Linked DNA regions of Mus musculus: regions 1, 3 and 4 are each linked to region 2. Evidence: chromatin loops called from intact Hi-C (ENCODE). Cell type or tissue: heart. All regions are shown on one strand.

The links. Peaks named below come from ENCODE experiments on the same cell type or tissue, not always from the same donor. Only the 100,000 strongest peaks of a DNase experiment are listed, where the experiment ranks them.
Region 1: a loop joins it to region 2, with 2.4 times the contacts of the local background. A loop is called at or near these places in 7 of 42 quality-filtered maps.
Region 3: a loop joins it to region 2, with 3 times the contacts of the local background. A loop is called at or near these places in 5 of 42 quality-filtered maps.
Region 4: a loop joins it to region 2, with 2.6 times the contacts of the local background. A loop is called at or near these places in 7 of 42 quality-filtered maps.

Annotation. Positions count from the first base shown.
Region 1 is chr15:84,750,756-84,758,755 of GRCm38, reverse strand. It overlaps Arhgap8 (Rho GTPase activating protein 8), which reads right to left. Exons shown (of 12, transcript NM_001164628.1): 6 at 2,320-2,418; 7 at 1,626-1,736. Among named protein-coding and RNA genes, the nearest start is that of Gm20556, 34 kb to the right of the region's middle. In heart, CTCF peaks have their summits at 67 and 3,579 (motif pointing left); a DNase peak (open chromatin) is centred at 3,595; H3K4me3 peaks cover 959 bases; H3K27me3 peaks cover 2,088 bases.
Region 2 is chr15:84,668,787-84,676,786 of GRCm38, reverse strand. It overlaps a transcript of Prr5 not described here. Among named protein-coding and RNA genes, the nearest start is that of Prr5, 8.2 kb to the left of the region's middle. In heart, CTCF peaks have their summits at 1,946, 4,692 and 4,891 (motif pointing left); DNase peaks (open chromatin) are centred at 3,926, 4,866, 5,221 and 7,198; H3K27ac peaks cover 1,449 bases.
Region 3 is chr15:84,889,418-84,897,417 of GRCm38, reverse strand. Gm46528 (a long non-coding RNA gene) reads left to right here and starts at 724. Exons shown (of 3, transcript XR_001781730.1): 1 at 724-1,452; 2 at 6,448-6,538; 3 at 6,822-6,844. In heart, no CTCF peak of the experiment used is centred here; a DNase peak (open chromatin) is centred at 1,017.
Region 4 is chr15:84,737,367-84,745,366 of GRCm38, reverse strand. It overlaps Arhgap8 (Rho GTPase activating protein 8), which reads right to left. Exons shown (of 12, transcript NM_001164628.1): 3 at 4,572-4,659; 4 at 3,343-3,474. Among named protein-coding and RNA genes, the nearest start is that of Gm20556, 21 kb to the right of the region's middle. In heart, a CTCF peak has its summit at 3,570 (motif pointing right); no DNase peak of the experiment used is centred here; H3K27ac peaks cover 865 bases.

The DNA.
Region 1 (8,000 bases), 82 kb before region 2:
ACATTGTGAAAATTTGTCTCTTGATGGCCTGGTGCCGCAGTGATGAGCTCTCACCAGCGACCCCTAGAGGGCATTGTAGTTACTGCAGGCACCTGCTCTCCCCTGCCTTTGGGGTAGCGTAGCATCTATGATGTGTGGACCACCAGGGAGTTACAGCAGCAAACTTTCATAACCCATGAAAAGGAAGTACTCTTTAGTGGCAAGTTTGTGTTCTAGTTTGGGGGGGAGGGGGACTATTTCACCATTTACTGCATTTTTCTCTCTGAGAACGTGTGGCTGGGTGGGGAGGTACTGTGTGACCCAGGAGCAGGCACAGGTGCTACTGAAGCTGTTAAGACAGGAAGTAGCCATGTGCTCACTCAACCTGGAGTTGGTCCAGCAGACCACGCCCGTCACAACAGAAAACTCCATCAGACAGTGGAGATCCAGGGAGATACTCGGAGGAACAGCAGTCCTCTTTGTGATATCCCAAGGTGCTCCCCTGGGGACGCATCCTGCTCCATCCACTCAGAGAACACTGCTTTATCACACCTCCCTAGCTGACAGGTACAGAAGCATGTGACAGCCACCTCACCACCTCAGGATGCTTCCCGATGGCTGTCATCACTAATTAGCTTAAAACAATACCCTGATTTACCTTACAGTCTAGAATAGGTGTGTGTGTGGGGTGGGGGAGGACCTGGAGGCTCTGGGATATTCTCTTTGTTTTTGCAGCTTTACAGACTCTTGCTTATATAACCCAAGGGGCTACCCTGGGCTCACCAAAGTGTCCCAGTTAGCTCCCATCTCAAGACGCTGCTCACATCTGCAAAATCCTTCCTGCCAGCCAGTTGCAGCCACAGGTACTGGGGAGGTTAGGATGTGACATCCACTGGGCATATTTTGTTTTCTACACATGCACTGCAGACCGTGAGAGCATTTGGATGGGTCTTATCCCAGCGTCTACAAGAGGACAAGAGGAATCCTGTCCTGGTAGCCCAGGAAGCACAGGGACAAACTTACATCCCCAACAGATTTCCCTTAAACTCTTCCCAGGGTGCCCAGCTCCTCGTGGACCTAAAATCAAACCTCGTGCGGGTCTCTCACACAAAGCAACTGAAGTGTCCAGCTCTTCCCGAGTGTGCTGTGGGTGGCCTGACCGCTTCAGCTTCTTTAGGATAAAACATCGCCTTGGATTTATGTCGGCCAGGTCTACTACCAGGGCATGAGACCCAAAGAGGGACAAACTCATGACCCAGAGGGTGGGGCACATAAGAACCTGGACTGGGGATGCTGTGATGGGATACTGGGGAAGGCTTCTGGGGGAGGGGCCCAAGATGCACGTGAATGAAGCTGGCCTGGTAAACAGGTAGGAAATGACAGATCCACCAAAGATCAAAGTCCCTCGAGCATGTCTCACTTGGAAGATGACAGGAAAGGCCCAAAGAGCAGGGAGCCAGAACTGAAGGGTGGCCGAAAAGCTCTTGTCCTCTGCCCAGGTACACATGGAGCAGCGGCCACTCCACCTCAGAGGGGACTTGAACCTTTATCTCTCCTGTAGGCAGGAGGCAGAGGCCTGGGGTAACCTCTTTGGACAGAGAGGGGTCCCACTGCTCAGGAGGGCAGAGTATCTCTCCTTTACTTACTATTGCAGGCTGACGCCAAACTGCTGGGTGGGCAGAGGCGGCCGAGGTGGCGGTGTCTTGGTGGGCGGGGGCGGTTGACCTTTGTGCAGGTTTTGCAGTTTCTCGTCATACCTATGGACACAACAGGAGAGTGTCACCTCACAGGGGGACAGCCTTTTAGCCATAGAAGTCATCTCCAAGTGCTATGTGGAGACTAAGCCCCATCCGCATCAATAGGAAACCCACATATTCTACCTCTGTAAGTTTCAGGCATCCCGGGGCAGGGCGCCGCATCCTCAGAGAGAAGTGAAGACCAGGCTCAGGAGCTTCACTGGAGCTGGCCTGCCTGGCACAGGCCTGAAGCCACGGAGTTTCTGCTCATTGACCCTGCGTTCCGGCTTGCCAGACACTCAGTGGGGCATTCAGCAGGAGCTGAATGAAACGCCCGCTAGCTGTCTTCCCGAATCCCCCGCGCCTGCCACTCCTAGAACATTTCATTCCACACACGGCTCACCAGCACACCAGGGAACCCCTTTCATATCCGGCTCAGAAGCAGAACGGCAAACCCGTGCCTGGATGTGTTTTTAATCAGTTTGTACTTGTACTGTATGCAGCCTTCGTGGTTTGCTCTCCCTCATGTATGTACGTGGATACCGGACCCCAGAGCCATGCGGGGCAGGGGCGGGGCGGGGCGGGGGCGGGGGCGGGCCCTCACCGCACTACTTCCGGGGGGATGAGCAGCTGGTCGCACTGAAGGTGTTCTCGGAGCTCACGCAGGTTGCTGCAGTAGGTGACTTTTTTCCCAAACTTGTGACTGAGGAAGGAGAAGCAAGAGAATAAAATGTTGAGGGGGCAGGTCTCTAATCCCAGCACTCAGAAAGCAGGGGCAAGTGGTTCTCTGTAAATTCAAGGCCAGCCAGGTCTACAGAGTTCCAGGACAGCCAGGCTGTTACCCAGACAAACCTCGTCTTGAACCTCCCCCTCCCCAAACAAACAAACAAACAAACAAAAGACAGAGCATGCACTGACACCCAGAATATGCCACAGGCCCTAGAGGCTCGCATGCATAAAATAATTATGCCTCTACTTTGAACTGGTTGTGAATTTACATACTGCACAAAGACAACTTAAGGGGGAAAGGACTTATTTCAGCTCAAAGTTCAAGCAACACTCCCATCATGGCAGTGATGTCAACGTAGGAGGTGCTCGAAGCAGCAGGTCATCTATGTCCAGGCCAGCAGACGATGCACACACGTATACCACTGCTCAGTTCCTTTCTCTCTTTATACAACCCAGGATCTGCTGCCAGGGGAATGGTCCCACCCACATGGTACAGGTCTTCCCGCTTCAATTAATAGGATAACTGCTCACAGACATGCCCAGAGACCCCTCTCCCATGTGATTCTCCATACTGCCAGGTTGACTTTGATACTGACCATAACTATGTGCCAGCTCAGAGGACCAGTGAGCCGAGCCTGCATGTCTGAAGTCACTATGGTCCGAGATGAGTAATTGTTTTGTGTTGGGCCATCTCCTCTCCCTGACAGACCAAAGGGCAGGGACCTTGGGAGACTCTCCAGGGATGCTTCAGGCCATGGGGAGACATGGCCTCTGCCAGCCTTTCTATTCTCTCCCAGGGGTCCAGGATAAGGCTGGTGATCTGCCAAGGCCTGGGTCCCACTGATACAGACTGTGAACTTGAACCATTGTAAGTAGACATTGCAATGATGAGAAAAGGCAAGTTCTGTGCTCAGCAGTGCCAGATTCTGCTGCAGTTAAAACAACCCATGTGTGCTCCACATTGTAGATAATATGAAATTAAGATTATCTAACTTACCGCTGCTCAAACAAAACAAGACCACAGGGGATCTGATAGATGGGACACCCCTGTGAGTGGAGTAGAATTCCGGGTCCAACCTAAAACAGTTCCCACACCCCAAGGGAGGTCAAGGCCTGTGCACTGGCTCCCTCTTGTGGACAAGAGTGGATCAGACCTGGGGGCCAGATTCCAGCCATGAGCAAGGGAGCCAGGGAGCCTTATCTGGGGAAAGAATGCAGGCCCTAGGCCCTGAGGAAAGGGTTGGGACAGGTCTTATGGGGCATCCTCACCTATCTGTTCAGATAACAGACAACTCGGGGACAGTTTTGCCTCTGCTCTGGGGACATTAAGGTTTCCTCTGGGGTATGAAGTGCTATTAATGGTTTTTTTTGTGTGTATGGACAGGAAGAGCCCACTGAGCCTACTAAGGACCTAGCTGTCCTGTGGAACTTTCTAGACAGTAACATCTGCTTCAGCACTCTGGGGACCTCCCATGTCACACCTGCCCACTCAGGAGCCACACACCACCTTTCTCTCTGTAGCTGTCTGACGATTGCTTTTAAGCCAGGCACCCGCTGGACCCTAGGATTAGCGAGGGTAAGTAGACATGACCCATCTGGCCTTTTACACTGGCGGAAGGGCCTTGAGCAGCTCAGTCAGGAATGCCAGCACAGGCATAGGGCAAGACTTGTGCCACACCCACAGCTGCTGGAAGAGTCGGGACAGTGCTCAGGATCCAAGTTCAAGTGTGTGTGAGTACACACTTCATCCTGTGTTCAGGTTTCATTCTGTCCTTAGATCCCAGTCCAGAGTCCTTCACAAGCTGTGTGACCTATGGAAGCTGTATGACCTCTCTGAGCACTGACCTCCCCTGTTTAGAGGTAGAGAAGGCATGGCTGAAAGACATAAGATGGTTTGGTGTATAACATAAGGTGACTTGATAATTCAACCCCCAAAGGAGAGTTAAAAATATTCTAGAACAAACCAGGCATGGTGGTGCATGCTACGTTCCATAGAACATGAGGGCTGTGGGGAAGGCACGTTGAACTATAGGCCAGGTGAAGTGTGGGATGGGACTTGAGGTGAGGTGAGGCAAGGTCGCAGCACTTTCCAGGAGCCACTGATGGAGTGTGTGCATGTGTGTGTGTGTGTGTGTGTGTGTGTGTGCTTCTGTGAATGCAAATGAACATACACACTGAATAGGAATGTGTAGCGTAAGCACACACATCAATGCAGGCAGACATTCAAGAACATGTACTGGTGGGGTCCTGGGGTCCTAGGTTATAGATGGGTGGTCCCCAGGCAGCTGTCAGGGACCCGGAGCAAAAGAAACAGCTTGAAATGGCACCAGCATACCCTCCATGGGGTCCAGGTCAGTGGGGAAGACCATGGGCGGGCAGGGCTGTGGCCCCCTTAATTCTTCTAGTTCTTAAAGGTGCCTGCGACCCTTTGTGTGGGACTCCTGCTTCCATCCTCGAAGCCAGCAGCACGGCCCCTTTAAGCTTCTTCCCCTACAGTGCTGGGAAAGGCTACTCTAAGGACCCCATTGTTCACCTCTCGCCTGGAGAACATTCCAAGTGTCTTCTGTTTGCAACTCCTCAGCTTAATCTTGTCGGCATAACTCCTGTGCTGTGGAACGTGACCGATTTGCAGGCTCTGGGACCTGAATGACCTTTAGGGTCGCTCATTGTCCAGTGAAGAGGGATCTGATACCAACAGTGTGACTGCGTCTGAGTGATGGAGACTCGAGAACTGAACCCTCAAGGAGGATAGGTAGGAGGTGGGGGATGCAGGAAGACTGGAGTTTTCCATGCACTTGGTGACTTGGTGGGCTGGGCTGCTGAAGTCAGAGGGGAGTGGGGAGAAAGGATGTGATGCCCGCCCTTGTCTCTGTCCTGCATTCTCACCTATACACAGGGCACAACATGAACGTTCCTTTTGGCTGTGGACTTTTGAGCCACTGTAGGTAGATATCAACAAATGGGAAGGGTCAGGAGGATATGACAGAAGAGGAGGAGGAGGCAGCAAAAGGTTTTGAGGGCCATGTGACCACTCACTATGTGTGTGCCCTCTCTTCCTGAGTCCTCCTGGCTGACCAGGAAGGATGCTGTCACTTCCTCTCTGAATACGTTCCCTCGCCTGAGTGTCCCTACCCGCCTGAATAAAGCTCACCCACTCACCATGTGGCTGGGTGCAGTTTGTGCCTGATGCTTGTGGCTAAATGGAGAGGAAATGAAGATGCCCCAGGGGTCCCCGAAGAGGCAGGTCTTACAGTCCCTTGTAGCAATTCCTGATACTGGCAGAGAAATCATTAGCCAATGAGAAAGAATCCTGACTTGGAAAGAGCTGACAGAAGTCCCCATGTGTATTAGTCAGGGTTCTCTAGAGTCACAGAACGTATGGATAGTCTCTAGATAATAAAGGAATTTATTGATGACTTACAGTCGGCAGCTCAATTCCCAACAATTGTTCAGTCGCAGCTGTGAATGGAAGTCCAAGGATCTAGCAGTTACTCAGTCTCACGCAGCAAGCAGGCGAAGGAGCAAGAGCAAGAGCTAGACTCCCTTCTTCCAATGTCCTTATATTGTCTCCAGCAAAAGGTGTAGCCCAGATTAAAGGTGTGTTCCACCACACCTTTAATCCCAGATGAAAGGCATAGCCCAGATTAAAGGTGTGTTCCTTAACTCGGAGATTCAATCTTCTGGAATCCATAGCCACTATGGCTCAAGATCTTCAAACCAAGATCCAGATAAGGATCTCCAAGCCTCCAGATAAGGGTCACTGGTGAGCCTTCCAATTCCGGATTGTAGTTCATTCCAAATATTGTCAAGTTGACAACCAGGAATAGCCACTACAATCCACCCCTTGTCAACTTGACACAAATAATATCTCATGTTCACATGAAACAATAACAAGGTTGTAAATACGCCTAACATGATATAACTATCCCTCGTACAATCGCAAACGCATTAGTAAATTTACAATGGGCATTCATATTACTTTATAATCCTCGTTTCTGCAACTGGTTACGTGGCCTTAATTGGTATTTATAACTACCTTCCTCTACTACCCATTCTGTATTTCCTTCACCTTCAGCCAGCACCTCAGCAGGTCTTGGCTCTTTTCCTGGAGGATTGACCCATACCTTCATTCCTGATGGGTCTGCGTCCTTTGTCATCCTGCTTGGATTAGGCTGTTGTAGTTTCCCATTGACTTTAATCACAGGACATGGTAGTACTAAGAGACGCCCTAAGGGATCTCCTGCACTCCAGACATAATCTTGCTTACCACCATTGTGAAGAGGTAATCCAATTTCCCCATGGTAATCTGGATCTATCACCCCTCCTAACACTGTTATTCCTTTTTTAGCCTGTTGGTTTAAGGGCATTAGAAGCCCAAAATGACCAGGGGGAAGTCTGAGCTTCCAGTTCAATGAAATGTTTGTTGTAGCTCCTGGTAGGAGCACTCCCCTCTCTGGAGCCAAAACTTCTAAGCCAGCAGAACCTAGAGTTATGGGGACAGGAAGCAAAAATTTTCCTAGAGGGTCACTAGGAGTGATAGTAAGTGGAACTATTCCGTTTTCCACCCCTTGATTCCTGGACCCATGAATCCTGGCTATGGGTGAAACTGTACCATATATCGAGCGCTGATTCAAAGCATATACTGCCTTCTGAAGAACTCTGCCCCAGCCTTCCAAGCTGTTACCACCTAATTGGCGCTGTAACTGCGTCTTCAAAAGGCCATTCCATCTTTCTATCAGCCCAGCTGCTTCAGGATGATGGGGAATGTGGTAAGACCAGTGAATTCCATGATCGTGAGCCCACTGTCGTACTTCTCTGGCTGTGAAATGAGTTCCTTGGTCAGAAGCAATACTGTGTGGAATACCATGACGATAGATGAGGCATTCTGTCAGTCCGTGAATGGTGGTTTTAGCAGAGGCATTACGTGCAGGAAAGGCAAATCCATAACCAGAATAAGTATCTACTCCAGTAAGAACAAAACGCTGTCCTTTCCACGAAGGAAGTGGTCCAATGTAGTCAACCTGCCACCAGGTTGCTGGCTGGTCACCTCGAGGAATGGTGCCATATCTGGGGCTCAGTGTTGGTTTCTGCTGTTGGCAGATCTGGCAATCAGCAGCAGCTGTAGCCAGGTCAGCCTTGGTGAGTGGAAGCCCATGTTGCTGAGCCCAAGCATAACCTCCATCTCGACCACCATGGCCACTTTGTTCATGTGCCCATTGAGCAATGACAGGGATGGCTGGGGAGAGAGGCTGACTGTCCACAGAACGGGTCATCTTATCCACTTGATTATTGAACTCCTCCTCGGCTGAAGTCACCTTTTGGTGAGCATTTACATGGGACACAAATATCTTCACATCCTTTGCCCATTTGGAGAGATCTATCCACATACTTCTTCCCCAGATGTCTTTCTCACCAATTTTCCAATTGTGATCTTTCCAAGTCCCTGACCATCCAGCCAATCCATTGGCTACAGCCCATGAGTCAGTGAATAATCGTACATCTGGCCATTTCTTCTTGCAAACAAACTGTAATACCATGTGTACTGCCCGAAGTTCT
Region 2 (8,000 bases):
CTGTCACTGTCACCTGCCACCCTCAATGCACCCTCCCTAGGATCTCCTTCTAAGGGTCATCCACTCCAAAAGGGGTCATTTTGCTCCCTGTTGGCAAGGCCTGGCAGTTCCCCAAAGCTGACTGGCATGATGTCTCTAGCAGCCTGTGGTACAGTTGGTGTGTAGGCTCCTTACCCTGGGGTCCCGGACACCCAGGAAAGGGCCAGTGAGAAGCTAAGGCATGTGCCTGGCTCTGTCTCTCTGGCCTGTGCCCCCGGGCTAGGCCTCATCCTTCCTTGGTGTGCAGAGGAGGGTGGAACAGGAGAATCACAAGGTCATGGGGTCACACCAGGAGCCTAGCAACTGCTCCTGTTATAGAGGACAGTGGGAGGGACACTGAAGGCGAGCTGCAGAAGCCAGGTGAGCCTGTCACCATAGGGCAAGACTAGGCTAAGACCTTGGAGGGCTCTTCTCCCTGCACAGCAAAGCCAGCTGACCAATCAGCATTCGGGGCAGGACAGGAGTCCATCAGTGTGAGAAGCAACACACTATGGTATCTGCCTTTTTAATTCATGCCACCTTCCCTCAGGTCTCCCTGACCCGGGACAGCCCCACCTGGCTAGACCTGGTCCCCCTGTTAAATGCTCCTCCTCTTCTCCCTCCTATGCTTCTGGCTGCTGTGGGATTCTGACCAGCAGAGATCCCTCATCTCCAACACCCTCACCTCATCCACATGACCCCCTACATGACCCCAAAAGACTCTCTCTCTCCAAAAGTTTCCCATCTGTGAAAGTCTTGGACATCAGTTTCCAAAAGTTCTTTGGAGAGAAGCAGGGGAGTTTTAGAACCCTGGAGCTGATCTCTCACTCAGTGCCTGGGAACAGTGAGGTTCTCTTTGGAGCTGAATCTTGGAGTGGCAGAGTTGGTATTTTGATTCCCTTAAGGAGACCCAGCACTGCCAAAGGCACCGCGACCTCAGCTCCTGTTTCATGTGGATCCCTATGGCGCTTGCCCCCCACTCTGCAGGTGAAGGCTCACACACCAGCAGCAGTGACCTGCAGGTTGCCAGCTTGCCTTCCTGCTCTGTCGTCTCCTCGAGGCACCTCCTTGCCAGTAGCTTTTCCTTAGAAGCATTCTTGGAAAGAGTGAATGAGTTAGGAATCAGCTCCTGCTAGTGCGACCCAAGAGGAGCCCAGACAGAGTACACACAGGCGTGGCAGGAGATCTGAATGGAGAGAGTTCATTTACTCTTCTGTTGTCTGAACCTTGCACCTAGCCCTGCCTGCCAGGTAGGAAGAGCTGTTCCCCGTTGAGGACCTAGATCCAACGTGGGCGATAGGAACAGAGAGAAACAACCCTTGGCCTGTGTCCCTTACTTCCTGGTTGAGGCCCAAAGAGCTAGCCAGGGCCTCTCAGAGGAGGGTGCTGCTATCGCGAGGAGTGTTCCCCCAAGCTTTCCTAATATCAGGTAGTAAGACTGGACTTCTACACCCAAGAAATTATCTGAGGAAAACTTTTCTGACCCCTGAGCTGGGGGAAGGGTCATGTCACATGGTGGAAAAGGGCGGGGACAAACCCCAGCAGTCAAAACTTTGCTCCTTCAAAATCTCCATGAAGGAGAGACTCCTTGGATGGTGAAATTTCCCAGTGGACCAAGATCAGGAAAAGCAGCAACATTTACCAGGTACCTGCTAAACCCAGCCCATGTTACTGAGGCCCAGCTGAGGTTCCAAATCTTAAGATCACAACAGGGTCACAGGCCGGTGAGAGGCAGCGCGAGGACTGACTCTGGAGTTCCTGTTGCCTGTTCGGTCTCCAGCTTCTCTAATATCAGGTAGCAAGACTGTAACCCATTTGAGGATAGATGGGCCTACCACTGTTGCCTGGGCATTGGGGGGGGGGGGGGGGGGGTGGGCTCTAGGGACCCTGGCTCTCTACTGCCCCCCAGAGCTTTTATAGAGAACAGCAGCATCTATGGGCTCTGGTCCCCTCTAAATGGGTCCCTGCCCTGCCTGTCTAATCCTCAGATCAGGTGCTTTGCTTTCTGAGAAAACTCCAAATTCCAAAAAAAATTCTCAGGACTCCAGGTAGGCAGGGTCCAGCCTCCATTCTTTGGGTCCTGCTTCCTCCTTCGAGCCCTCCAAGTCCTGTTCTCCATCCTTCTGGGCCCTCAGAATTCTGCCTGCTTCCCACCTAGAATTTTCCAGGCTCTGCCCTGCAAAACAACTTAATCACATGCATAATTAAATGGTCCTGGTCAAGGTACGGCCTGGTGATCTCTCTTTGGCTCCACCTCTCGATGGCTATGTTTTGGTTTTGGTTTGGTTCTGAGCATAGCCATTAATGTCCTTGCAACCGGCTCCTGAAAGCTAACTTTTGATGAAAAGTGCGCTGCCACCGCCGCACAGGCTCTCTCTGGTCCAACCAGGCCATTAAAGGCAAACTGAAAGCACAATGTGCCTCAATTCATCTTGCCTGTCTCCTTCAGTGCGGGTCACTTGCTTACTTCTGTGGGTAGACACGTCAGTCACTCAAGAGTTGTCTGTCTAAAAACTTTATCTGTTCCCCCAGCATCTTGCTTCAAGGCTAAAGGCACAAACAACAACTGAGGCAGATGGAGCCAACTTTTACAATGTCCTGTTCCCGACCCTGCAATGGCGAACTGCAGAGATTCAAAGGACAGGACACCCCGCCCCCCTACTAGGAAGGCCTCTTCTAGAGTGGACAGGCTACATGCTGGACTGGGAGTGTCTTACGGGAAGCAGATCAGTCCCCACATAGCAGGAATAATTGGGACCACCCTGCCAAACAGAACCTAGATGGGGGGGTCACCCAGGTTACACCTTCACCAGGATTGCTTAATTAGGTGTTTACATTGTTTTGCAGGGGAGCTAGAGATGGCTCAGTAGTTAAGAGCTCTTAATGCTCCTGTAGAAGGTAGTTCAGTCCCCAGCACCCACTTGGTGGGGGTGGGGTGGGGTGGGGTGGGTTGGGGGAGATGTGACTCACAACTGCCTGTAGTTCTAGGGGATGTAACCTTCTTTTGACCTCTGTGAGCTCCTCCAAACACACGCTCTTACACACATGAATAAAAGTAAGATACATCTTTAAAAAGGAAACATGGTCTCACAGTGAAGCCCAGGCTAGACTGGAACTCACTATGTAGCCCTGGCTAGGAGGCTTCAAACTTAATCCTTCTCCTGCCTCAAGTGGTATCAGGTGGGCCACAAGGCCTGGCATTTCTAACCCTGTGATTTCACTCCCAGTGTGGGAAAGCTGAGCTGGGGGTCTTTTTCCAGATCCTTCTACTCTTGTCTAGACTAGGCTTTCCCTTCTCCCCAGACCAGCTGGGCCTCCCTCGGAACCCCAGGAGAAAAGAACCCAGCCTGGGGTCAATGTGGGTGAGCCTTGTCCTTAGCTGAACATAACACTTTCTAATTTAAACATTTTTTATTACCTTGATTTTCTCTCTCTCTCTCTCTCTCTCTCTCTCTCTCTCTCTCTCTCTCTCTCTCTCTCTCTCTCTCTCTCTCGTGTCTGTGTGTGTGTGTGTGTGTGTGTGTGTACTCCTGTACCTTGCCACACATGTAGAAGTCAGAGGCCAGCTTATGGGTGTCCGTTCTCTCTTTCTACCATGTGGATTCCAGGAATCGAACCCAGGACATCACCTTTTCCCACAGAATCTCTTTCTTGGCCCTACCCCTTTACTGTTTATGGAATGGGGCATCACGGTTTTGAGAACTGCACAGGAATACATTGCAATCTGGTTTTTGACACCATCATTGCAGCTACCCTGCCCATTTCGGTCACTTCTGGCTCCAACTTGCCCAAATGTCAGGCTTCCTTCTGGCAGAAGCCCTCTGACTCCTTGACCTAATTCCACCCTCTTCATTCCTCCTCCCCCTTGGCTTGGTTAAGATCTTGGGCTGGCTGCCCTGGGGCTGGGATTCCTGGGTGCTGAGATGGGTTATAAATGGCCAGGGTCCACTCTGCTCCCTGTAGGGCAGGGCTACCTCATGCCAAGCCCCTTCTCCACTGGTCTCCACCGTCACATGACTCTTCTTTGTCCTCTTGGTCACTGGTCACATGGCCTTCTCTCCCCTCCTCTGCCCTCCCCTCCACGGGATGTGCTTTGCTCCTTGTCCCCAGACATCTTGGCCAGCACCACCTTTCCTGCTCATCTGAGAAAGCATTTCAGGAAATGCTTCTATGTTCAGCCCTACAGGGTTCCCCTCTGAGGATGGGGCCCTGCGGTGCTCCCTCTGAGGGTGCAGCTCCCACAGTGCTCCCTCTGAGGGTGCAGCTCCATGGTGCTCACTCAAAGGGTGGAGCCCACATGGTATTCACTCTGACAGCGGAGAACTATAGAGTTCACTCTGAGGGTAAAGTCCCACGGAGCTCACTCTCTGGGGGAGGGGTGTCTCCAGGGTGCTCACCCTGAGGTTGGCGCCCCAGGGTGCTCAGTGCCATGCAGTCCTTATTTACCCCCTCCCCTTGGTGTACATCTCCATGAGGCACACTTACTAGGGTATACCTGCCACTACTGCCCAGATGCTGTGGAAACCCAGAAGTGCCACTCCCCCACAAGAGGAGCCAGGCTCCAGCTTAGAAGGGCAGTGGAACTCAGTGGGTCTCCTATTCTGCACATGCTGGCCCTCCAAAGGTCAAGGCTGGGTAATTCCTAGGCCCAGAGATGCCAAGTGAAGAAAAGCACCAGACGGGGCTGCTCAGTAGCCACAGCGAGGTGGTCTCCATCTTGCTGCCTCAAAGCTTTTCCTGACCCACTTATCAGAATCTAAGTGTTTGTGTGTGTGGGGGGGGGGGGGGGGTGGGGGAGGCAGGCAGTTACACACCTTGCACTAGGCTGCCACCTTCTGGCCAACTGCCTGCTATAGCCATTACACTTGACGGCACAGCTCAGTGATCTCCCAAGCGGCCCAGTGTTCCTAGAGTTTGCTCCATAGGCTCTATGGCTGAAGCAGGCTAGCTAAATCAGGCCCTACCTCCCCAGAGCGACAAAGACTGCTAGAGCATCCCATACCTGCTGTGTGTGTGTTCTGCAAAGCACAGGACTCCCGGGAGCATGCCTACAGGGGAGCTGGCTCTCAGCTATGCAACTCTCAAATACTAGACACCCAGAAGTGACAGGCACAAGTCCCTTATGTGAATGCTGGGAGGAGTGCCCAGTTCTGCGGATGTTGCTCTAGGAATTCACCAGCAGGGACACTTTGGCAAGCCACTAGGCTCTGTCAGACTATCAACAAACCTCCCTTATCAGATTGCCTGGTGGTTAGCTTCCTCCTTCAGACTGTCCGCCCAGCTTCTCTGGTCAAGCTGTGTCTGGTGAACCTAACCTAACAGACTGGCTTGCCAGCCTCTGCCATCAGACTGTGGTCCGCCAGAGTCTCATCAGGCCGTGTCCCTGAATGATCTTGTGGCCACTGAATTCGAGGTTTTTGTCACGGGACTGCCAATATATACAAAGTCACTGAAGGAACCTTAGAATGATCTTCAAAAGCAGAAGAAAAAAGAGAAAGAAACCTCTAGAGAAAGCGTTAGCCCCACGAGGGCATTCCCGTGTCATCCTTTTCCATGCCCGGCTGTGCATATGTGTCAGCCACTATTAGCAGTGGCTATTAGCCCCAGTCTTTCTGTTCCCTGCCTGCTTCTTAGAGTGGACAACACTGGGCCTGTCCCTAGAACTTGAGACAAGGTGTCTCCTGCCCTGGACCCCACGTGTCTCCCAGGCCCAGATGCCTTTATTCTCCTCCCACTGCTCATCTTCCACCACCTTTGAAAGCCAGGCAAACAGAGGCTATTTGCTGAGCTCTGCACAGACAGACAGAGAGACAGACAAGGGTTCATTGTGTTCCTCGGTGCCTTCACTGGACACCTGACACCCACATTCCCTGTCTTCACCTAACAGACACTCTAGGGCATCTCTAGGCCCAGGAACTTTCACAGAGTCCTGAGAAGACACGGAAGTGCTGTCGCAAGCATTTTTTAGGGTCAGGAGAGGGACACCATGGCTGACATGGGAAGACACTGGGACACATGACTGGGAGTGTGTGGGTCTGCGTGTGTGTGTGTGTGTGTGACAAGATGAGGTTGTATGTAAGCAGTGTGGCCTTGTGCATATGGAGGCTCACTCTAGCTGGGAAACTGCATCGAGTCAGGTGGGCACGGAATGTAAGACACACACACACACACACACACACACACACACACACACACACAGAGCCAGGAAGGCCCTGCAGAGCTGGATAACTTCCCGCAGGGGCTTGAAGACACAGCGCCCTTTGGAAGGAGAAGCAGCAAGAAGCGGCGGCAGCAGGGAGGCCTACGAGGGGCAGCTGAGCAGGCGGGAATGAGGGGCAGACACCAAAGGCAGCCAGACGAACTGGAATTGTGGCCAGAACTAGAATCGTGGCCCTGGTTTGGCAGCCCACAGGGTCCCCACTAGTGACTAGTGTGGCCAGTTCCCTGTCCCATCCCCAGATGTTGTGGCGGCAGCTCCAGGGACCACAGATTTTCCCCAGGGAACTTGACAACCTCAGAGACACTTCCATCCGGCCCAGTGAATTCTCTTCTCAAGCCTCTGGTCTACCGCCTGGCAACCCTACTTCAGGCTGTGCCAGGGCCTTTCTGGAAAATGGAGCTTTTCCAAATGCCCACTGAGGCCCATCCGGCCTCAGGGATATGAGGACATGAAGGACTCGAAGGAGTAATGAGCATCAGAGAGGTGGAGCAACCTACCCAAGGTCACACAGCACAGAACGCACACATATGACAGAAGCTAGACTGCCGGCCAGGGCAGACAGTTTTATGAATGGATGAGCAAAACGCTCTCGCACCCCGCACAGCAGAAGGAAGGTACCATCTGCCGCTGTTTTTGTTGTTGCTGATTCAAACGTAAAGTCCCACACTGTCACACTAGGCTGGACCTAGGAATTGGTCTTTTTCTGAGTCAGACACTTCTCAGAGACAGACTTGAGATCAGACAAATGGCAAATCTCCTCTGACCACCAGCTCCGGAGAGACCTGACCCATGCTACCTCCACACAGACTCAGCGGCCCCATTCTAAAGAGGCAGAAAACCTACCTTGCTCAGGAGCCAGAAGCTGCAGGGTGGGCGAGGGAAGGGGTACCCTTGGCCTGTCTGCCTGTGACCTTGGCGGAGGCCTGCACAGTCCAGAGCGGTTTGATGTTGGCTCAGCATTCACTGTTCTGGGTGCCCAGGTCTTGGGGCTACCCAATGGCTTACATATTATGAGGAATCCACGTGGCCACAGGACAGCAAGCAGGTGGGCTGGGCAGAGGGCTCACGGGCTGTGACTCAGCGGAACTTGGGGAGGCTGCAGCCAGCTTCGGTGGGAGCTGCCCATGGCAGCCTGCGCAGGGAAGCCCAGCTGCCTGGCTCCCGATAAATATTTTATCATGCTTACGGAGCAGGTCCCAGGCGGTTGCCCGAAGCCCTGAAGCCTAAAGTACACCCCTTCCTGTCCAGGCCTGAAGTGGTGTGAATAGCCAGTCACACCACTTTTTCTTTTTCTGAGACATCTCCTTTCACTTCTGACCCAAGATGACTTCAGGGAATCTTGGCACAGCTCAGCACACAATGTCTACACCCCACTCAACCCTGCTGAGGCTAGGTTTGGCCACGCCCCTCACATGAAGCTCCCTTCTTCACTCTACCTAGAATGCCAGCCAGACTCAGCCCTGCTATCCTGCTAGCTCAGTGCCAGCCACCTCCTTCAGGAAGCCTTCCTGGATGCCCCTTCCTGTCACATAATCCCAGGAAAGTCTATTTTGGAGCCAGACTCAAAAATAGAGTTAAGGTGCCCCAGTGATGGGGACAAGATGAGGTTGTATGTAAGCAGTGTGGCTGTGTGCATATGGAGGCTCACTCTAGCCGGGAAACTGCATTGAGTCAGGTGGGCACGGAATGTAAAACCCAGCCTCTTGTTTCGGGGACAAGCACGGTAGAAAGGCTACCGCCAATATAGCTCAGGGTGACAGCA
Region 3 (8,000 bases), 220 kb before region 2:
TCAATTCAGACTTGATGCCTGGCACTGACTGACACCAGCATCAGCACCACCACTCCACAAGCAGACAGCAACATGATTTTATTTCACAGTGACGAGCCCTTCTTTGGTTCTCATCTGCTGAAAGGAACATTGCAGCCTCATCTAAGACTCCGGTGCAGTGCTGGAAATACGGAGCTACTTCGTCAGGAGGAGGAAGATAGAAGTATGCTTCCAAGGCAGGAGGATGTCTGGAAGGGTGTGCTGAGGATCACACTGGGGCTTTGGACCGGGAAGTGTAACTTTAATTTTTTTCAAATGCCTATTTTTAATGATGGTCCTTAAACACTGTAACCTCCCTTTTAGCCCACCACCTACCAGAAGTAGTGGGAAAGAAAGGATACTGGAAAAGCAGACCTGTTTAGAAAGGTTCTTTGGAGCAACTCCCATCTGTGTTGTTTGGAAATTGGCAGCTCAGTTCATAGAGAGTGGTACTATTAGAAGGTGTGGCCTTGTTGGAGGAAGTGGGCTTTGAGGTTTCAGAGGCTCAAAGCCAGGCCCCGTCACTCCCTCTTCCTGCTGCCTGTGGGTCCAGATGTAGAACTCTCAGCTACCTCTCCAGCACCATGTCTGCCCACATGCCACCATGCTTCCCACCATGACAATAATTAGACCAAACCCCTGAACTGCAAGCCAACCCCAATTAAATGCTTTCCTTTATGACCATGGCCATGGTGTCTCTTCACAGCTTTCCACCAAAACCCTAAGACACCAGTTTCCCCGGAACACGTGATTTTCTTGCCTCAGCTTCCACAGTGCTGGAAGTATAAGTATTAGCTGCCACGCTTTTTATTGTTGGAGGATTCATGGCTAATTTTTTTCATTAGAGATACACAATGCCTGGGGCTCCTTTAATGATATTGGCAGGTCCTGATTAATGTCAAGATCTGTGAGTCATTGGGTGCAGGAAGCGGGTGTGGCACAGGCCCCGTGAAACCCACTTGTTTACTGCCTTGCCCGAGCATGCGCAGTGAGGCTGCATGCATGGGCTGCCTGCCAGGCTGGACTGTTCCTCATGGTCCAGACCTGTCAGCCTATTGGTGACCGACCTAAGCTCGTGCCTGGAACGTGTGTGAATTCTGATTGGATGAGGTGGGGTGGCGCTAGAGGGAGAGGAGTCGGGAGTAGTGAGGAGAGTTGTTGTTTAGCCCTTGCCCTAGGTAGAAGCCAGAAGTAGAGTAGTGAGGAGTTTTAAGCCCTTGCCATGAGTAGAGGTAGAGTAAGAGAAGTCGAATAGGAGTAGTTTAGCCCTTGCCCTAAGAAGAAGCTGCTGGGGAAGAGAGCTGTAAAAGAAAAAGCCCGAAGTAAAGTTGCTGCGTGAACCCGACTTGTGTCTGTGTCGTTCATGTCTCCGGCTCGGAGGACTTGCGACAAATGGTGGCCCATACGGGGAACTCATCGTGTCAGTCAGCAAAGGTAAGTAAGAAAATTTTAGTAAACAGAGGTAAGGAAACCTTAGTAAACAGCAGTAGGAAATTTTAGTAAACAGCTGTAAGGAAATTTTGGTAAGCAACGGTATTTAAAGAAAGCACAGGCCTGTAAGGTTCCCCGGAAAAAAGGGATGAAGCATTAAGGTTCTCAGGAATAGAGATGAAGGTAAGGTTCCCAAGAAAAAGGGACGAAGCATTAAGGTTCTCAGGAATAGAGATGAAGGTAAGGTTCCTGAGAAAAAGGGACGAAGCATTAAGGTTCTCAGGAATAGAGACAAAGGGAATTTCAGCAACTAAAGAAAGCATAGGCCTGGAAGGTTCCCTGGAAAAAAGGGGACAGAGCACTAAGGTTCTCAGGAATAGAGATGAAGGGAATTTCAGCAACATGGGTTCAACTGTGACTAAAATGACAGTAAAAATGTTAGCCATCTGGATCTTGGTCAGGGCATGCTTGAGGGACACCAGTGGAAAGTACAATAAGGAGATTGCTTCTCAGGCTAGCCGCCGAAAGCCTAAACAGCTTAGACAACAAACCAAAGATAAGAAAGAGAAGAAGGAATCTAGCTCTGAAGGGTCTATTAGTGACATCGACAGGACTGAAAGCGACAATGACGTCTGTAGTCGGATGTTCTGCTGGAGGTTGAGGCGCGGTAGGCTGCCTGAACCATTAGCCCCTCCGTTGCCTTCTCCTCCCCTCTATAAAGATGAGGGAGACAAAAAGGGAAAGCATAGTATGGATGATATTTTGATTTGTGGATCCTCTAATGTGGAAGTGGAAGAGGTATTTGGGACCCTAACTAAATACCTCTTAAAGAAGTGGAATTTGCCGGGCGTGGTGGCGCACGCCTTTAATCCCAGCACTCGGGAGGCAGAGGCAGGTGGATTTCTGAGTTCGAGGCCAGCCTGGTCTACAGAGTGAGTTCCAGGACAGCCAGGGCTACACAGAGAAACCCTGTCTCGAAAAACAAACAAACAAACAAACAAACAAACAAAAAAAAAGAAGTGGAATTTGGTGATAGCCCCAGAAAAGGTTCAAAAGACAGAAGTAAAACACTATTTAGGTACTAAATTGAGAGGTGCTGTTGTCAAGCCACTAAAGCTGGAACTAAGGATGGATAAAATGCATACCTTGAATGATTTTCAAAAATTGTTAGGAGATATCAATTGGATTCAGCCCTATTGCAATCTTCCCAATGCTGAGTTACACCCATTATTCGATATTTTAAAAGGAGATTCCGATTTACAATCTCCTCACCAATTAACACCCTTAGCCAGAGCTTGACTCATATGTCAGGAATGTGTGTAACCTCTGTTCAGTATCAGAATTTTCCAGATCTGCAAATCTGTTGTGTGCAATTGGTGCGATGCTGCTAGGAAATTGGAGTCATGATCTCGACACAAAGATGAAGGAATTGCGAGCATAGATTGTTGTCGTGAACAACAACCATGTGGAGATTGCAGCTGCAAAGCAATGGCTGGAGATCATCCAGGGAACTGTGGGACTCTTAAAAAATTGGGGATGGATAGCCTTTTGAGCTCTCCTGCTGACTGTTGTGTGTGGAGGAATGCTTTGGTGGATGGCACGTATGCGAAGGCGGCACAGGGCTGATAAACAAGCCTTAGTGCAGGCTATGGCAGCCTTGGAAGCAGGAACATCCCCCCAATGTTGGCTCAACATGCTGGATCAGTAATCAATGACGGGTAAGACCCTCACGTGCGCATACCAACCTAAGACAGGATGGCGAAAGTGAGTTCGTCACTCCCATGACGGGTAAGGATGTGGCACGGATGGGGGCAACCTAAGACAGATGTTGATCCCAGAGCTGCTAGTAAAACAAAAAGGGGGAGATGTGGGAAGCAGGTGTGGCTTTGGGCTCCAGGAAACCCACTTGTTTACTGCCTTGCCCGAGCATGTGCAGTGAGGCTGCATGCATGGGCTGCCTGCCAGGCTGGACTATTCCTCATGATCCAGACCTGTCAGCCTATCGGTGAACGACCTAAGCTCGTGCCTGGAGCGTGTGTGAATTCTGATTGGATGAGGTGGGGTGGCGCTAGAAGGAGAGGAGTCGGGAGGAGTGAGGAGAGTTATTGTTTAGCCCTTTCCCTAGGTAGAAGCCAGAAGTAGAGTAGTGAGGAGTTTTAGCCTTTGCCATGAGTAGAAGTAGAGTAAGAGAAGTAGAATAGGAGTAGTTTAGCCCTTGCCCTAAGAAGAAGCTGCTGGGGAAGAGAGCTGTAAAAGAAAAAGCCTGAAGTAAAGTTGCTGCGTGAACCTGTCTGTGTCATTCGTATTGCAGCCGGCTCAGAGGACCTGCGACAATTGGATATTTCAATATGACAATATTTGATCATTGTTTTGCTGAGTACCCTCCTTCTATTAAGAGATGGAGCCCTCTGGGGCTGGAGAGTTGGTTCAGTGGCTGAGACTCTGCACTGCTCTTGCAGAGGAACAGAGTTCAGTTCCCAGCATGCACCCTGGGTAGCTTACAACCACCTGTGTGACTCCAGTTCCAGGGGATCCAATACCCTCTTCTGGTGCTTGTACTCGTGTACACATAACATAATTAAATGTAGAAAAAATAAAATATTTAACAGAGTCCTCCCTTCATCCCATTTGGAGACCAGGCAGTAAAGTCTGCGTAGGAAATGCCCCATTCTTTCTCTCATTTCTCAAGGTAACAAATGAGTCCCTTTCATGTCCCAGAGGCGGCCATTTACCTTCCTGTGATTATCAATGTGAACTCATGAGCCCAAGCATATTCCATAGGTCTCAATCTACTACCATAATTCCCTTTGATCAGGGTTCAAATTGGGTACTCCTAGCTAGCGAGGAAACTGTGTCAGCTCCTGAGTCCTTTTGGAGGGTCTTAGCAGCCATTCAGCAGTTTCCTGACTGTCTTCTATCACAAAACACTTCACACTTCTCTTGCACAGTTTTTTATTTTTCTTCATCAGCTATTTTCCCCAAGAATACCTCTTTTTTTTTTTTAAGTAAGAAATGAACTTGAAGACCACAGTCCATACTTGAACTCAAGATGTTCAGTGCTGGGTGAGTCAGTTAGCCAAGGTTCAGGACCTTCTCAATATACATGCTGGGCTTGGTGTTTCCATCTGGAGGAGACTTGGGGCTTTGGGATTGTTCTTGGCCTCTGGGTTACACGTGGGTTCAGTCAATTTTCATGACTGTAATGAAATAACTGAAACAGACTAAGTTACAAAGAAGAGTGGTTTGTTCATCTCACAGTTATGGAGACTGCAAGTTGAAAAGTGGGGTCCAGGCTCTGGTGAGGGCTGCCCGCCCAGGCCACTTCAGTTCTTGGTGGAGTGTAGTGGCTTCGGTGTGTTCTAGATGCGGGATTCAGCTTGCCAGTTCTCAACAACCTCTGTGGGAGCTGACTAGGGCCCTGATGCCCAGGGTGCCTTGGATAGATCACTCTGCCAGAAAGCCTCTTCTTTACTTAAATACCAGCCCTTTCCCCTGGCCTCACCTCATCTCTTTCTTTCTGGAATCACCACTTCCTGCTATTTCTTTATCCCTGGCAAACCTCAGTGCTACTTTATGTGGTTATCAATTTTTTTAAAAATCCACCTTTTTTTTTGAAGTGTTAGGGATTGACCCCAGAGCCTCGTTATGCTAGGCAAATCCCTAGATGTCCCCAGATCTATGTATTTTATACAAGTGATACCACACAATATTTGTCCCTTTGTGTCTGGACTCAAGGTCCATAGAGGATGTGTCAGAATCCCCTTCCTGTTTAAGGCTGAGTACTATTCCTTGTATGGATGGCCACAGATGCTCATCCATCACATAGCAGGCATTGATCTAGGCGAGATTCCACCTTTTGACTGCTGTGACTGGTGCCGCTATGCTCACAGGCTTACCGTTTCCTTTCTCAACAGTCATATAAATCCTATTGTTCCCAAGCCCCACATCCCTGGTGACAGCCCTATGGTCTGTCTCTGTCTGTAGAGCCTCTTATTTGAGGACTTTCTCTGTGGAGCTGGCCGGCTCTGTGACCATTTGTGTCCTTCCCAAAGTCCAAAACCCTGAACTGCACGCCTCCTGATCACTAGATGGCGCTGAAGAGCAGTTTGGATTTGGTCTCCTAGAGGAAGCTCTTTTTCTCTTCTAGACTAGGGAAGGATTCTCAGGCCAGGTTTGGGAGGGGGAGGGGGTAGCTTTTCAGTGTCCCTGTCTTGGGTCATGTGACCTTCCCACTTGACAAGGGTTTTGGATTTCAAATGCCTTTATTAGGCAAGCCTCTGTAGTCTAAGTAAGAAGAGAACAGGTCTGGGGGTATTACCATGTTAGAACTCCTAGGAAAGTGCTGCAAACCCCTGCATTTAAATCTCAGGTCCATCAACAAGCCGTTTGTGTCCCTTGCACCTCTGTTCCTCTTCCTGTAAAACCAAAGGTCAAGGTGTCACAGGGTCAGATTCCTGGTGTGTGTGTGTGTGTGTGTGTGTGTGTGTGTGTGTGTATCTTCCTGAAGCCTTCTGTCCTCTGGGCTTCTTACAAGGACACTAATCCAATTTGACAAGGGCTCTGCCCTCATGATCTCATTAAATCGCAAGTATTCCTGTAAGGACCCTCCCTCCAAGTGTGGTTACACTGGAGATTATAGTCTCAACAAGAATTTTAGGGGGTGACACCAATATTCAGTTCCTAACTTCTCACAGTACAGGGGTTCAAGATACTCTATCCCGTACTCACTGATCTCCCCAGGTACAGCCCCCCACAGCCCCCAGTTCTAACAAACAACGCCCCCTCATATAAAATACAGAGTCCCATACAGACTCTCCTGTCCCTCACTTCTGGAAAGACCCCTCGCCTGCCATCTGTCAGGCCCAGCCACAAATCTATCCTCAGGGAATCCTTTCTTCATAAAAGACATCCAATTATAGATACTAAATATGCAGTTTTGAAATATATTATTTGTACCCTCAAAGTTGTTTTTTTTTTTTTCCTTAACTATTGCTTTAGACTGAGCAGATGGCTCATCAGGTAAAGCACTTGCCACACAAGCCTGAGGATCAGAGTTTGGATCCCCGGAACCCACAGGAATGATGAGCAGGTATGGTGGGCCACCTGGCATCCCAATACCTGGGAGGCAGAGACCGGATTGCTGGCTAGACTAGCCAAATCAGCAAGCTCTGGTTTCACATGAGAGGTCCCAGTGATTGGGCAAGACACTGGGCATGTAACACTGGCCTCTATGCACATGAACGTGAGCACATGCACTACGTGAACACACACACACACACACACACACACACACACGAATGCATACACACACACAGGAATGCATACACACACCAATTGCAAATTCTGTTTGTTTTATTTCCTCTCTGTCTTAGGGTTTTACTGCTGTGAACAGACACCATGACCAAGGAAAGTTTTATAAAAGACAACATTTAACTGGGGCTGGCTTACAGGTTCAGAGGTTCAGTCCATTATCATTATCAAGGCAGGAACATGGCAGCATCCAGGCAGGCATGGTGCAGGAGGAGCCGAGAGTTCTACATCTCCATCTGAAGGCTGCTAGTGGAAGACTGGCTTCCAGGCATCTAGGGTGAGTGTCTTATAGCCAAGACCCACAGTGACACACGTACTCCAACAGGACCACACCTTCTAATTGTACCACTCCTCCGGCTGAGCATTTACAAACAATCACACTCTCCTTTTGCCCATCCATTTTAAGTTTTCATTTGTGTCCTTGAGACTGCATCTTGACGTGTAGCAAAGCCTGTCCTTAAACTCTGGGCCTCCCTTAACTCCATGTTAGGATTATAGCTGTGTGCCGCTGCACCTGGCTCTGTGGTTTTTGGTTTTTTCGAGACAGGGTTTCTCCATATAGCCCTGGCTGTCCTGGAACTCACTTTGTAGACCAGGCTGGCCTCGAACTCAGAAATCCGCCTGCCTCTGCCTCCCAAGTGCTGGGATTAAAGGCGTGCGCCACCACTGCCCACAGAGCACATGGCACCCACTCACATTATTCAACCTGGTGGGCCAAAGTGGGTGCCTCAGCCTGTGAGCCTACTCCAAACTGCAACAGGACACCTCCATTTCCTGGCTTCCCGAAGCCCCCTTTAGGTCCCTCCCTTCTGCTCCTCTTGGTCCCTTATCTCTAGGCTGCTTTCTGCCAGCCCCCATTTGCTGGCATTTTCTAGAATTGCATATAAACTAAACGCTACTAGCTGTGACCCAGTGACCCATTCAGCCCATCCGTCCACCCAGCATCCCAGTGTACAGACACCACCGTTTCCTTCCCCATTTTCCTGCTGATGGACGCCTGGGTTACTTTCAGTCCAGGGCTGGTAGGGATAACACTGTATGACGTGTGTAGAGATTTGGGGAACATGCTCGCCTCATCCTCAGGCATGTAGATGTGAAGCAAGCCCCTGTGGTAGGGATAGTGGAGCATGCGACTGTCAGTCAGACTTCTTGTTGTGACGGATACCGGAGAAAAGCAATTTAAAAGCAGAAGGGCTTATCATGGCTCCCTGCTTCAAAGCTTTCAATGAATGGCCCCTTGG
Region 4 (8,000 bases), 69 kb before region 2:
GGGAAGGAATAGACAGGGGGATCCTTGGCCAGCCAGCCTACCGGGCAAGTTCTAAGCAAATGATAGACCCTGTCTCAACAAATAGGGTGGATGGTGTCTAAGAAGGGATGGCAGTTGAGATTGACCTCTGGCTTGCGCTCGCGCACACACACACAGACACACACACACACACAGACACACAGACACACACACACACACGCTCTGATCCCTCTGCCTTGGCCTGCCCACTGCATTGTTTACACGGCATGAGTGAAGTAGAGCCTGTGGCTAAGGATATTCTCACAGATGCAGAAGATGGGTGGACAGGGGCGTCGAGCACAGCCCTAAACCAGGAAAGATCTAGCCGCGGCTCTCAGAATGAAACCAAGTAAACCTGTCCAGAACCCTCATCAATAGCAATGTCTTTTTTTTTTTTTTTTTTTTTTTTTTTTTGGTTTTTCGAGACAGGGTTTTTCTGTGTAGCTCTGGCTGTCCTGGAACTCACTCTGTAGACCAGGCTGGCCTCAAACTCAGAAATCCGCCTGCCTCTGCCTCCCAAGTGCTGGGATTAAAGGCGTGTGCCACCACTGCCCGGCCAATAGCAGTGTCTTATGTGTGGCATGCATAAGGCCGTGGGGGCTGCGGGGAGGGCACGACTTACTCCACAGACTGCTGTGAGGACCCCAGCCCACATGAGAGCCAGCAGTTCAACTGCAATAGCACACCAGAAGGCCCTGCCCGACCTGGTTAGGGTTTGGGGGTGAGTGTGACACAGGGCAGACATCAAAGCTCAGACAGAGAAAAGAAAACATCTCAGCAGAGAGCTGAGGTGGCCTGGCTCAGGACGCCAGAGCAGAGTGGGGGAGGACATCTGGAGGTAAGGGAGCCAGGCCAGGAGGAGGAGGGGCTGCATTGGGGAGAAGTTAAGCTGGAGCAGAGCTCTGGAGTGAGCACACAGAAGAGTGGGTGCAGGGCTCCCCACAAACTCACTGTCAGCTCATGAGGCTGACCAGTAATACTATAGACTTCAGAAAGGAGGCAGGATCCTGGGAGAAATGGCAGGTTCCAGGCCTGGGGTGAGAGGGGGAGGGAGCCTGGAGAGATTGAAGGGATGAGACAGGACCCTGAGACAGGCTGAGGGGCAATGGTGGAGACAAGATGTGTGTCCTGTGAGTCGTAAACGATAGTGAAGTACAAATGAAAGGAAGCTACCCTCCAAAATCGTGGCCATAGATGGGCTTCAAGAAATCTGCTGCCAGCTAGACATGGTGTGGTACATGCTTTTAGTCCCAACACTTGGGAGGCAGAGGCAGTCACGGTGACTTTGGGGCCAGCCTGGTCTACAGAAGGAGTCCCAGGAGAGCTGGGGCTACACAAAGAACCCCCCACCCCCGTCTCAAAAAACACAAAGCAAAAACAAAACAAAACAAAAATTTAAGAAAGGAAAGAAAGAAGAAAGAGAGAAAGAAAGAAAAAAGAAAGAAAGAAAGAAAAGAGAGAGAGAGAGAAAGAGAGGGAAGGAGGGAGGGAGAGAGAGAGAGAGAGAGAGGGAGAGAGAGAGAGAGATTGAAATCTGTTGCTGTGGGATTCCAGAAAGCAGCTAACTCCTCTATGCACTCTGGAGCCCAGAGGTCATAAAAACAGAACAGGCCACCTAATTTATCTTTCACCCTGAAGCCAGAAAGGTCAGAAGGTCATAAAAACAGGTAGCTTATCTCCTACACACGAAAATCAGTTTCTGGGACTGGAGAAGGCAGCCCCTCCCGCCTCCCTACTCTACAAAAAACTGACTCTCAGACCCTGTACAAACCCTGTACCCTCGGTTCTAAGCCACAAGTCATGGGGACACCAATGTCTCAGACCAGCAGGGTCTGCTCTTGTCATTCTGAGATTGAATGAGTCTGTTTTTTCCTCTTCCTCCACTGACTTATTTCTTACACATGTACCACAGAATGACACACCAGGTCACATGTCCCCATTGATGTAAGGGAGAGAAGAGGAGAGGGGAGGGGAGGGAAGGGGAGGGGAGGGGAGGGGAGGGGAAGAGAGGAAAGGGTGTGTCCTACACATTAGTGCTGGCCAGTGCTCCACTGCCACCCAGCCCCTCAGCAGAGAGTGCAAAGCCAAAGCGCCAGGCCATCAGTGGCATCTGGAGATTTGATGCTGAGACCCTGTGATTGGAGCATCATTTGAATCACATCTACAAAGTTCTGGCCATAAGGTGGGAGAGCTTGGAGCAACTACACACACACACATACACACACACTGAAAAGGGAGCTGCTCTCCTTAGAAGCCTCAAACAGAGAGAGCACTCCTGGAGTCAGGCTGTGTAAGGAGTGGACACTTTAGCTTAGCAGGTGTGGCCTGGCTTGGAGGGTGACAACAAGAAGGCCAGTGGGGATCTTCCAGGGAATCATAGCACAGGCCTCTGAGACTCTCTCAGCACAGATCAGAGCCGGAATGCCAGGTACAGGCCTCTAGGGACAGAGCGCTCATTACCCTCCACCTATCACAGTCTTGGATAGTTTTGGTGCCTAAAGCACCCACTTGTTTGTTTCTGTGGAGCCAAGATAAAAATTCCTCTTCACTGTCCCCACCTCCCTTCCCTAGAGAGTAGGGAAATCTTTATCAAGTTGTTTTGTTTGGGTTTTATTCCTGAAGCATGGTCAAATGCTGGCCTCAACCTCACGTAGCCTAGGATGTCCTTGAACTCTGATCCTCCTGTCTCTGTCTCTAGAGTACTGGGATTACAAGCATGCCTCACTGTATCTGGCCTAGAGTGGGAAAGAAAGCAGGAGAGTTTAGCTCCTCCAATTTGAAGACCATGCTGTCTCTCCCTCCACCTAACACCCGCTGGCCCCGGGGTTAAGAGAGGAGGAAACCAGAAAGTACTCCATCCGTCCCCAGGAACGTTCTCTGATGTCCTTCAGCATGTGTGGTGAATGGCTATTCATATTGGATATAAGGGGCCTCCTCTATCTGCAGATGTGACCTCTCACTTTGTCACCCTTCAAAAACCAGTGGCCTGCTAAGCACAGTGGCACATTCCTCTAATCCCAACCCTCGGGAGACAGAGGTTTGGTCTACAAAGAGAGTTCCAGGCCAGACAGGGCTACACGGTAAGAACCTGTCTCAAAAAAAACAAACATAATCATCAAGTTTGCCCAGGTGCTAATCCTCTAGCTACCTTCCACACTTCTGCCTCCAGCAACAGGACAGAAGTGCTGGGATTCTGTAGCCTTCTCCCAAATGGACTCTCTCCATCACTGAAATGAGGCGCTAGCATCTGTCCTTACCCACTGCATAGCCCACCCCCATTCAGTCCCTGTGTGCCTCCCACCCCTGGGTCCTCCTTGTACATACTTCCGGTCAAACTCCTTGTAGGTGTTCTGGAGCCAGCCTAGGGATGGTTTGTTCTGGCTGCTGAGGCCATAGTGAAAGTAGACAATAGTATAGTCGTTCTCCACATGCTGGTCCAGTGTGTACTTCAGATACCTGGGGGGCACGGGACACAGGGTTCCTTCAGGGCAGTTGTTAGCTCCACACCGAGATTTACTAACATCATGAAACAGAAGCCACCACAGTTAGCCAGCAGGGGTCAGAAGCCAGCTATGCTCAGGTCTTATCCAGGCCTGCATGGTGACTCATGTCCCATAGGTGACACCTGAAGTTCAGGTGAGATCTTACCTCACTGACCCAAGGTCATACAGCTTGCAAGGGGACATGGCACCTTCCTAAAGATAGCCAGAGTAAAGCCCCAGAAACTGTGACCACCCCACATTTGGGGAAAAAAAGGTGCTTGCAGATGAAGCTGGGGTCTTAAGAGATAGGTGGATGCTGGATCCACCAGGGTGGCTTCCAGAAGAAGTCTTAGAGATGCAAACCCAGGCCCAGGCCTCTTCATGGGTCCACAGAGAAGACCCTTAGAGAGACAAGACTGTGTGAAGATGCAGGCAGAGTGGACGTAATGCAGCCCCAGTGAGAGGTTCAAGGGTTTGCTTAGTACTTGGAGCTAAAGGAGACTAGCTACTAGCTCTCCCCCTGGAGGGAGCACTAAGGGAGCACGTCTGAAGCACACCTCCATTCTGAATAGAATGTAGTTCTGCTGTTTCATGCCATTAAGTTCATGACCCTTTATTAAGGTAGCCACAGCAAACTATTCAAGGAGGTGCTGAGATTCAAACTCAGGGCCATGTAGCTTTCAGCCTTGCCCTCGCCCCACCACTATGGTCCCATCTCAGGCATCTTGTTGATCTGCTGTGTTTCCAGAAACACACCTTCCTGCTCTCTAGACAGCCTGCATCCATCAGGTATGGAAGACAAAACTTCCAGTGCACTCAGGACAGGGGACTGCCTCCCGCCTCAGAAGTCAGTGCCCACGGCTCAGTTGGCTAAGAGGGAATCACGCCAACGTCCACCATTCTACTGGTGCTGGTGAAGCCATGGTAGTCCTGGTGGAGGGAGTTTCCCCCAGAGAGGGGTGGATTCCAGAGCTCACTGCCTCTCCGCGTCTGTCCTGGAGAGCAGGATGGAGACCAAGATGGCCACGTGGGGAGGCAGATGCATGCGGCAGAGAACAGAGTAGTACTTACTCCAGCAGGCGCTGGTGGTTGAGCTGGTGCAAGGGTGGCAGCCGGCAGCAGCTGAAAGTGAAGATGCGTCTCCCCTGGCGGTCATCCCCTGGAGGAACAAAGGTGTGAGCCTCCATCCCCTGGGCTGGACTCCCTCAATCATAAGCCACGGTGGCCAGAGCAGGCCAGACTGAGCAGTGGCTAGGATAACTAGGGCTGGGGCTCAGGAGACACCCAGGGGAGGTAGGCGACGCCCACATCTCCTGAGAAAACCTTCCAACTGTCCATCACTCCCACTTAACAGATGGAACACTGGAGCTACCAGGTTAGGTCACCAATGCCAAGTCCCATGGGTGGCAGCTATTGGGACTCACCTAGGACTCTGAGTCTTGGAGAAGGCCAGAGGAGTCAAGGGCCAGTTGTCCCTGAACGGAACCAGACCACACATTCAATAAAGGAGGCCAAGTCATCCTGTGCTGTGATCAGCTCTTGGCACATAAGACTACCTCTCTCTCTCTCTCTCTCTCTCTCTCTCTCTCTCTCACACACACACACACACACACACACACACACACACACACTTTCCTTATCTTTGTGTGTGTTGTAGGGTGTGTATATATTCCTGTTCACACACGTAAAGGCTGAAAGTCGCGTCAGGCTTCTTCCATAGTTGATCTCCATCTGTTTCTTGAGACAGGTTTTTGTCACTAAACCTGGAACTCACTGATTCTACAAGAGTAGCCGGTCAGGGAGCCCCGGGGATTCTTGTCTGCATTTCTCCTCTCCTGGGATTACAGGAGCATTACATGGGTTCTGGGGGTGTGAGCTCTGGTGTTGCAGCTTGTGTGCCAAGCACTTAGCCAGCCTGGTGATCACCTCCCCGGTCCTTTAACTGTCCCCGATCTTTCAACCCTGCTGTACGTTATTTTGAAAGTTGTAGCTCCCAAAGCCGCAGAATCATACACACAGCCAATGGAACTGGGAAGATGGCTCAGCAGGCGGGAGCACTTACTGCTCTTGCAGAGGACCCTCGCTTGGTTCCCAGCACACAAATCAGGTAACTCACAACTGCCTCTACTTCCCGCCCCAGGATCCTATGACCCCTGGCCTCTGTGGGCACCTGAATACATGTGACACACACACATTACAACCATTCATTGTGAAGTCACACCAAGGACTGTCTAGAAACCAGTACCTACACTCGGATGTGTGATGCCCACTTCCTGTGAGCCTTTCACTACATATGTAATAAACTTGCTACAGAGCCAGGCAAGGTAGTGAATGCCTTTAATCCCAGATAGAGGCAGGCAGATCTCTGAGTTCAAGGCCAGCCTGGTCTACAAAACAAGCTCCAAGGTAGCCTTGGCTATTACACACACACACACACACACACACACACACGCACACGCACATGCACATGCATGCACACGCCATAAACAAACAAACAAATAAACAAGCTTGCTACCTTGGGAGCTGGAGAGATGACTTTGTGGTTAAGAGCACTCACTGGCATCAAGGGGACCCAGGCACCCACATGGTGGCTCATAACCATTTATAACTCCAGTTCCTAAGGACCTGACACCCTCTTCCGGCCTCACAGGCACCAGGCATACATGTGGTGCAGACATACATGCAGGCAAAACACTCACACACATAAACAAAACAAGCAAAAACTTGCTAACTTGATTCATTCTGAATTGTTCTTAAATTTTTATTTTGTTTTATTTTTTTGTTTGTTTGTTTTTTGTTTTTCAAGACAGGGTTTCTCTGTATAGCCCTGGCTGTCCTGGAACTCACTTTGTAGACCAGGCTGGCCTTGAACTCAGAAATCCGCCTGCCTCTGCCCCCTGAGTGCTGGGATTAAAGGCGTGTGCCACCACGCCTGGCTTTTTTTTTTTTTTTCTTTTTAAATGAACACATTGACTTCTTCTTCTTTTTTTTTTTTTAATCTATTATCATTTGTAAGCACACTGCAGCTGTCCTCAGACACACCAGAGGAGGGCATCAGATCTCACTCCGGATGGCCATGAGCCACCATGTGGTTTTCAGGACCCGAACTCAGGACCTTCAGAAGAGCAGTCAACCACTGAACTATTTCTCCAGCCCTCTTTTATTTTATTTTTCATTCTTCTTTATTTCCACCCTGAAATTCTTTTCTGCAGTGCAGTCAAAGACCCAGCTTAGCTGGATGTCATGCTACATCGTTAATCCCAGCACTCGGGAGTCAGAGACAGGTGGATCTCCGAGTTTGGGGCCAGCCTGGTCTATAGAATGAGTTCCAGGGTAGCCGGAGCTATATAGTTACTGTCTCAAAAAACAAAACAAAATGACCTAGCTTTACCATAGTGAAGGTTCCATGGAGAAGTAGTCCCTGGGTTGCCGTGGCAACGCTGAGCTGCATTCCCTGGAACCTCTGACCCTCCTAAGTCTCCAAACACTGGAATTACAGGCATATGCTACCACATCTGGCTTTCGTTTCATAGAAGGCATCCTCCTGCCTCAGCCCTGGATGTCACCCCTCCTGAGTCCCCTGATCTGCAAACCCACTTGTTGTTCTAACCCAGCTGCTGCCCCCTGGCTCCCCACATCTGTGAACTGAACGCACCACCCTGTGCAAACGTCAACAGGCCAGGACTGAGAAACCAGGCATGTGTTGTGGGGTCATGGTGTGTGGAGGTCTGGTAGCTGCCACGGGCACCTAGTCCCCTCAGGGTATTCTCTCAACACACTTCAGGTTCAGCAGTGACTCGTGTTGAGAAGCCACCATGATGGATGGAATGAACATTGTGCCTCCATCACGCTGCACCAGGCAGTGCTGCCCTTGAGTGGACATCTTGGATAGCTGTTAGGGAAAGAGGTTATGGAGGCAGCTTTGGGTTAAATACTGTCCCCTTCCCCCAAAACCAACTCAGGACTTCCTAGAGCCTCTACATGTGACCTTATTTGCAAACAGGGTTATCACAGATTTAATTAGGTTGAAGTTCAAGATGGGGGTATCTTGGATTTAGAACAAAGAGGCAGGAGAGAACACAGTCATAGGCCAGGGGAGGTGGGCGGTGTAGGGATAGACAAAGGCCAAGAGGTACAAATGAACCCCAGGAAGAGCAAAGGATGCTGGGAAGGTTGGGGTAGATTTCCCCAGAGCCTCCAGGAGCTCACCCACCCACACCCTGGGTTCTCACTTCTGAACCCCAGAACCACGAGTCTGAATATTTGCTGTTAGAATCTCCTTGGATAGGGCCCTCTGTTCCAGCAGCCCTAGTGTCACTTGGGCCCATAATCTTAGTTTCTCTATATTCCAGAGGGTCTTAGGAAACAGAACTTGGTGGAGGGAAATGAATTCACTTATAGTTAGTTTGCACAGACCAAGGAGAGAAATAACATAATTTGTTGTTATTTATCTTACAATGTATAGAAATCCATGAGATAAAGGCCAGAGCTACGCAGATG